Regions from separate parts of the Mus musculus genome. Here region 2 is linked to region 1. A link is a loop called in an ENCODE intact Hi-C map of the cell type or tissue named here. Cell type or tissue: heart. All regions are shown on one strand. Each heading gives the region's core, and the rest is flanking DNA. Links, peaks and the distances in the headings are about the cores only.

What was found. Peaks named below come from ENCODE experiments on the same cell type or tissue, not always from the same donor. Only the 100,000 strongest peaks of a DNase experiment are listed, where the experiment ranks them.
Region 2: it touches region 1 in a loop (2.7-fold over the local background); 13 of 42 quality-filtered maps call a loop at or near these places.

Annotation. Positions count from the first base shown.
Region 1 is chr14:25,515,619-25,518,527 of GRCm38, reverse strand. The region is part of intron 2 of Zmiz1 (zinc finger, MIZ-type containing 1); the gene reads right to left. Among named protein-coding and RNA genes, the nearest start is that of Mir3075, 17 kb to the left of the region's middle. In heart, for the core only: a CTCF peak has its summit at 1,833 (motif pointing left); DNase peaks (open chromatin) are centred at 1,117, 1,657 and 2,497; H3K4me3 peaks cover 261 bases; H3K27ac peaks cover 2,297 bases.
Region 2 is chr14:25,461,979-25,464,887 of GRCm38, reverse strand. The region is part of intron 1 of Zmiz1 (zinc finger, MIZ-type containing 1); the gene reads right to left. Among named protein-coding and RNA genes, the nearest start is that of Zmiz1, 4.2 kb to the right of the region's middle. In heart, for the core only: no CTCF peak of the experiment used is centred there; DNase peaks (open chromatin) are centred at 1,635 and 2,758; H3K4me3 peaks cover 689 bases; H3K27ac peaks cover 2,215 bases.

The sequences.
Region 1 (2,909 bases), core at 279-2,778:
TTGAGTGTCTTCTGTATTCACTCTCCATATTCTTTGTGTGTGTATGTGTGTGTGTATGTGTTTGTTTTTGAGACATGGTGTCTTACTATGTCTTACCAGCTCTGACTTGCCTGGAACTCACTCTGAAGACCAGGCTAGCCTTGAATTCACGGAGATCTGCCCGCTTCTGCCTCCCTAGTGGTGGGATTAAAGGTGTCTGCCACTACACCTGGTTTTCCACATTGGTCTTTTGAGACAGGGTCTTTCACTGAACCTGGAGCTCACCAGTTCTGCTTGACTGGCCAGCTGCTGAGCCTCAGGGCTACCTGTCTACCTGTCTCCACCTCCCCATCCTCCAGACTCAGTGTGTAGCAGAGGAGAGCCACAGATAGTTAGGTATTTCTAATGCATTTCTCTTATTCTTTAATAAATACACAGCATAAATAAATAAAACAAAATTTATGTTCTTTCGGGTTCTGATTTTAGAATCTAGTCACAAATGTCTTAAGTTTCTTGGGCCAAATTTCTACAAACTCACTACAGTGAAGTTTTGGCAGAAGAGTGTTTGCAGAGAAAACAAAGCAGAGAGGTTAGTGCCTGCCCTGAGCATATGACAAAGCCTAGGTCTCGGGTGCTGGGAGCGTTCAGCAGCAGCCTCTCTCCAGCCCATGCCTAGCCCTACACAATCTCTGGGCTTGGTAAAGAACCTCTAGAGAATGAGGCGACTGGATGAAGATGGCAATGCTGAAGTCTGGGATCCAAGATGGTGTCCTTTCCCAGGATTCCCTGAAGCCCTCCTCTTTCTTCCATCAGCCTCCTCTGGTGATCGTTGGCAGGGGCTAGAAGCATCAATCTCTCTTTGGATCATACCAGGAGCTCCAAGCATACCCCTGATGCTACAACCTCATTCCTGAGCCTTGATTCTGTGGACTCTAGCACAGGCCCCAGCCTTCTTTTGACCTTGGTCTCCCTATATATTTGTCTTTGGGATAGGCCTCGATGGTGTTGGTTCTAGGGCCTCACAGTTCTAGGGCCATCTGGGGCTTTGCAGCTGGAGACCCTGGCTGGGCCCCACTGCCTGCCTTCCTGCTGAGAACAGGATGTGGGTGTCAGGAGGTGAGGAGAGCATGGGGCCGGGTTGGGAGTGGCCTTGGGTTGGGACTTCCTGAAGCCAGATCGGTTTACCACAGTCAGTTGGGCTCAGGACCGCACAGCTGTGAGTTATAAATGGCCCTCTCAGAGCAGGGTCTAGAGGCCCTGATGCCAGTGGAGGCAGCAAGTGTCCATAGTGCCTACCCAGGGGTCTTCCCCAGCTAACGGCCTAGCCTCTGGAAGCCAGTTCTATCTGTCCTGCCCTCTCGAGCTATGAGTTCTCTTTATACCTCACTCTGAGATTACTGATAAGGGGGCTGACACCATCTTCTCCTTAGCCTTCAAGTGAGAATCCTGTGGTCTTGGTGACTAGGGAGATCCTTTTGAGCAAGGCCAATGACCTGACACAGGACACAGGGTCCCTGACACCAAACTGGGCACACAGCCAGCTACTCCAACGACAACCCAACAACTCAGCAACCTGCTTCCCATAGCCTAACTGCCTTCCAGTGCCCGCACCAGAGCATACACAGGGGAGGAGGGAGAGAGAGTACCGAGGTCTCAGCCTGCTTGCAGTGGCCCTCAGCTTAGCAAAGCAGCAGCAACTCGGCCTAGCGCCAGGCCTTGGTGTGATTCGCATCCCCGGCAGGAGGTGTTCTGAGGGCCCCTTCCCCCTGTGGGCTGCCTGGAATCAATCCTTCAGGCCATGCTCAGCCTGGGGCACACCACATGGTCAAGAATAAGAGGGACAGTGCCTCCTACTGGGACCAGTGAAGGGGGACACAGAAACAGGCACAGTGGCAAACTGTAGTTCAGGTCTATGACAGCTGAAGTTTATGGCATTTTGGAGGCCCTCTTGAAAAAATATGTAAAATTGTAAATGCCTATTTAGAGTTAGAAAAATCAGAACAAACTCCTGGATCCTCAGGGATCCAAATCCCATTTCTGGTGAGGCTTCTTTAAATGACTGACCAGAAATACTTATAGCGAGAAGCTCCCAATTACAACTTGTGACACCTCTCTACCTGTAACACTCCACAGCTCCCAGGAACTCCAAGTCTCCAGCCAGCTTCTCCCTAACTTTGCCAATCATCATCATGGTAACGAAACTGTTAATACCGACTAACTTAGGGCCATTAGCTGTACCATTCTAAGTACTTTATGTCAACTGACTCATTTAGTCTCATGACATCCTGGGAAGTACACGCTGTACCCATTTTAAAAGATGAGGAAACATAGAGGGACACGAAGAAAACAGCTCAAGGTCACCGCCAGGATAGGAACCCAGACAGGCTGGCACTGTGCCCTGACCAGTCCTCTCGGCCACCGCACCGAGAAGCTGGAGAGACTCCAAAAGCAGCAGCAGCAGCAGCAGCAGCAGCAGCAGCAGCAGCAACCAAGGGCAGATGCTAAGTATACCCATTCATGTATGCATTCATCCATGAACGACATCACTGATTCATCCCACCTGGCACCAACGCCTCAGCGAGTGAACAGGCCCCCTGCTCTGCCTCACCATACTGGGTCTTCTGCATAGGCAGAAATGGATGCTGCCTCCGCTTGCCAGGGCAGATAGATAGATAGGGTTTGGAGCGGGAGAGACCTTAGACATGGACAGGGCTGGTAGTGGGGTGGTGGAAGGGGCTGCTCAACGTCACCCAGCATGCTGCCAGGTTCTATCCCACATCAGAGAGAAGAAGTGGCTGGAGAGGAGTGGCCACAGGGGCCAGCCTGTAAGAACAGTGAGCTCCTGAGAGGTCTGCAGCTAGTCCTTTGGAGGGCAGGGAGAATTGCTGGAAGCCTGGGGTCATGAAGTCAAATGATGGTGGAACAGGCTA
Region 2 (2,909 bases), core at 285-2,784, 54 kb after region 1:
AGATGACCAGATGCAAGGGTGGTGGCCATGGGGGAGGGGAGGGAGACTCCAGGGGCCCTAAAAGGGTGGCCACCTTACATAGTGTAGGAGACTGACTCAGCCAGAGGAGGGGCAGTTTGAGTCACACTCTGTATCTATAGAAACCATAGCAGCCCAGGGACAATCTTGCTTCCTCCTCCAGGGCCAGGCAGAGCTGAAGCTGGTACATTCAAACACCTAGGCAGGCAGGCAGCATCTGAGGTTCGGTGTAAGCTCTAGATGGGGGGACGGGGCAGGGGGAAGAGAACGAACTCGAGTGAGCTGCTAGTGGCGTAGACCTTGTATAGCCAGATGCAGGGAAGTCTACCTGCGCCCCTTCCTGGAAAGAACTGCCGTTTCTGCTCATTCTCTCATCCCACCCCTGGGGTCGGTCCACACAGGTTTCTGTGGCACATCCCTGTATAGTTGGGGCTGTTGATCAATACACTGTGATGTAGGGATCTATACGGCCTAGAGTTGAGTCCTGGCTTAGGCACAAGCTCTTGACCTCTCTCTGAGCTTCAGTTTTCTTTTCTGTTAAATGGAAGTAATTCCATACAGTAGCTGACACTGTTGTTAACGGGATCAAACAAGTTTGGAAAAAACGATTCTAGATGGACCATTACCCGGCAAAGGAAGGGGCTATGGCCACACCCTTTCTCATGTACACATGGCAGGCAGCCAGAGGCTGGTGGGTAATTATTTATTTGGACTGGTCTTTCAGCCCTTGCTGGACAAGAGCTCCTAAGAGTATCTTGCATAGTTCTGGACCTCGTGGGCCACCGTCTTTGCTCTGTGGATTCTCATTAAACACATGAATAGTCAGTCAGTCCTGAATCCCCGACCTGATCCCTACCCTCATTACGCAGCTCCTCCCAGGTTGAACACAATTCAAGGGAAGAACGTGTCAAGAGGCAAGCCTAGAGCCGATGGAAGAGAACCCCTGCATTCCTCTCATCTCAGTTAGGCTGGAAACAGCCACTGGAAGGGTGCTCCCCACCACCCATGTACACATCATTACATTATGATATGGCACACACAGATCCTACAGGACTCGGACCTCACGGTCATTAAGGGAAAATGAGTCTGTGGTTGGGAGAGGCCAAAGCATTTTAAGCCCAAAAGTTCATCAGGCTTTCAGAAGGCCTGCAACTCGTTCACGGCCGCCCTTAAGTACAGATGCTGCCCAAAGCATCATATCACAGGAAGCAGGCAAGCTGAGGCTACCAGTCAGCTGTAAGCTAACAGGGAGGTAAGGATAATAGAGCAGCCTCTGGAAAAGGATTCCAGCAACCCTTACCCCAATCTGGTCCTAGACGTATTCTGCACAAAAAGTGTGCGTAACTTTCAGGATGAAGACTCAAATGTTTTATCTGCCTCATCCTCAACCATGTAGGATGATAGGAGTTCTGGGCTTGGACCCATTTTACAAATCAGGAGACTGAGGCCCAGCAGAGTGACCTCCTGGCCCACACAGCTAGCAAGCCACAGCCATCTGGTAGGGTTTTCTTTCCCCCTGTCCAGTGTCTATGGTAGGTTGGCTGTGTGTTGCCTCCATGAGGAAGGGCCTAACCTCAGCCTCATGGCTGGAGCTTCCAGGCTTCATGCACCCAGGCAGGCTGGCAACCCCAGCCTCGGGGTATCTTCAGAACAAAGATGCTCCCACCCCACCCCACCCCCAACCCCCAGAGAGGGCTTGGGTAGAGGCCACTGTGTCCTGCTGAGAGGATCCAGTAGTCACCAGGAGAAACTGCAGCCACAGGGTCAGGGTCAGGGGTAATTAGGGCAGCAGCCTTTGTTATCTACACAAAACCCTAGGAATCTCATAAAGATGCAAGAGAGGCAGGGGCCTGGCAAGGACCCACAGGAGCAGCTATGAATGAAAATTTATGGGACCCAGTCACTATCCCAGCAGGCCTTACCATGCTGGTATCATGCCACCATACCCAAAGATGTTTCCCCAAATTCACTCTCTGCTGTACAGATTTCTTACAACATTTTACCCAAAGACTTGGGTCAAAACTACCCAATGAACCTGGGGCTGAAACTAGGTATCCAAGCTTCCCCTTGCCCCCAGAGGACATATACAAAGTTCAGGTTTGTGGATCTTCTCAGCTGGGTCCTTCCAGCTCTTGATAGGAGTGAACCTGTGGACAACTATGCCATGTTGGGTCATTTAAACAGTAGCCAGGGATGAAAATGTGGGATTACTATGGCTAGGGAAGTGTTACATGTGTGTGTGTGTGTGTGTGTGTGTGTGTGTGTGTGTGTGTGTGTGAGAGAGAGAGAGAGAGAGAGAGAGAGAGAGAGTGTGTGTGTGTGTGTGTGTGTGTGTGTGTGTGTTGGAGGGGGTGTTGGAGCCAAACCCCAGTTTCTAGGTCTTTCTTCATTTGCCCTAGATCCCTCTCCCTGACTTTCCCTTAGAATGAAAAAAATAAAAAAAGAACATTTTGTCCCCACAAAGAAGCCAGCAGCCGTTTCTGCACAGACAAGGCTATTTATTTAAACTTTTTTTTAAAAATAAGTCCAGTCCCCTCTGTGAGACTGTGAGCAGTACTCAGAAAGTCTTACAACTGCAGCTCAAGTCTTGAAAACTCTATAGCTCCTCCCCCAGCCCCAGTTCCCAAGTTCCCAAGACTAAACTTCTGATTCGTATGAGAAGATGAGGTCTCCTAACCGTGTGACTTGGGGCCAGTGATGCTTCTGTCCTTTGGAGAAAAACAAAACAACCAAAACCCATAAAACTCAGAGGACAACACCATCTCCCTCTAACTGCACTCCTCGCTGCACACGCTCCTAGGCAGATAGATAGGGCTTTCAATGTGCCTTTTGTTTGATGCTGGCGTCTCCACATCCTCTTCTTGAAGAGGGAAAGGTCAGCACAAGGCTCC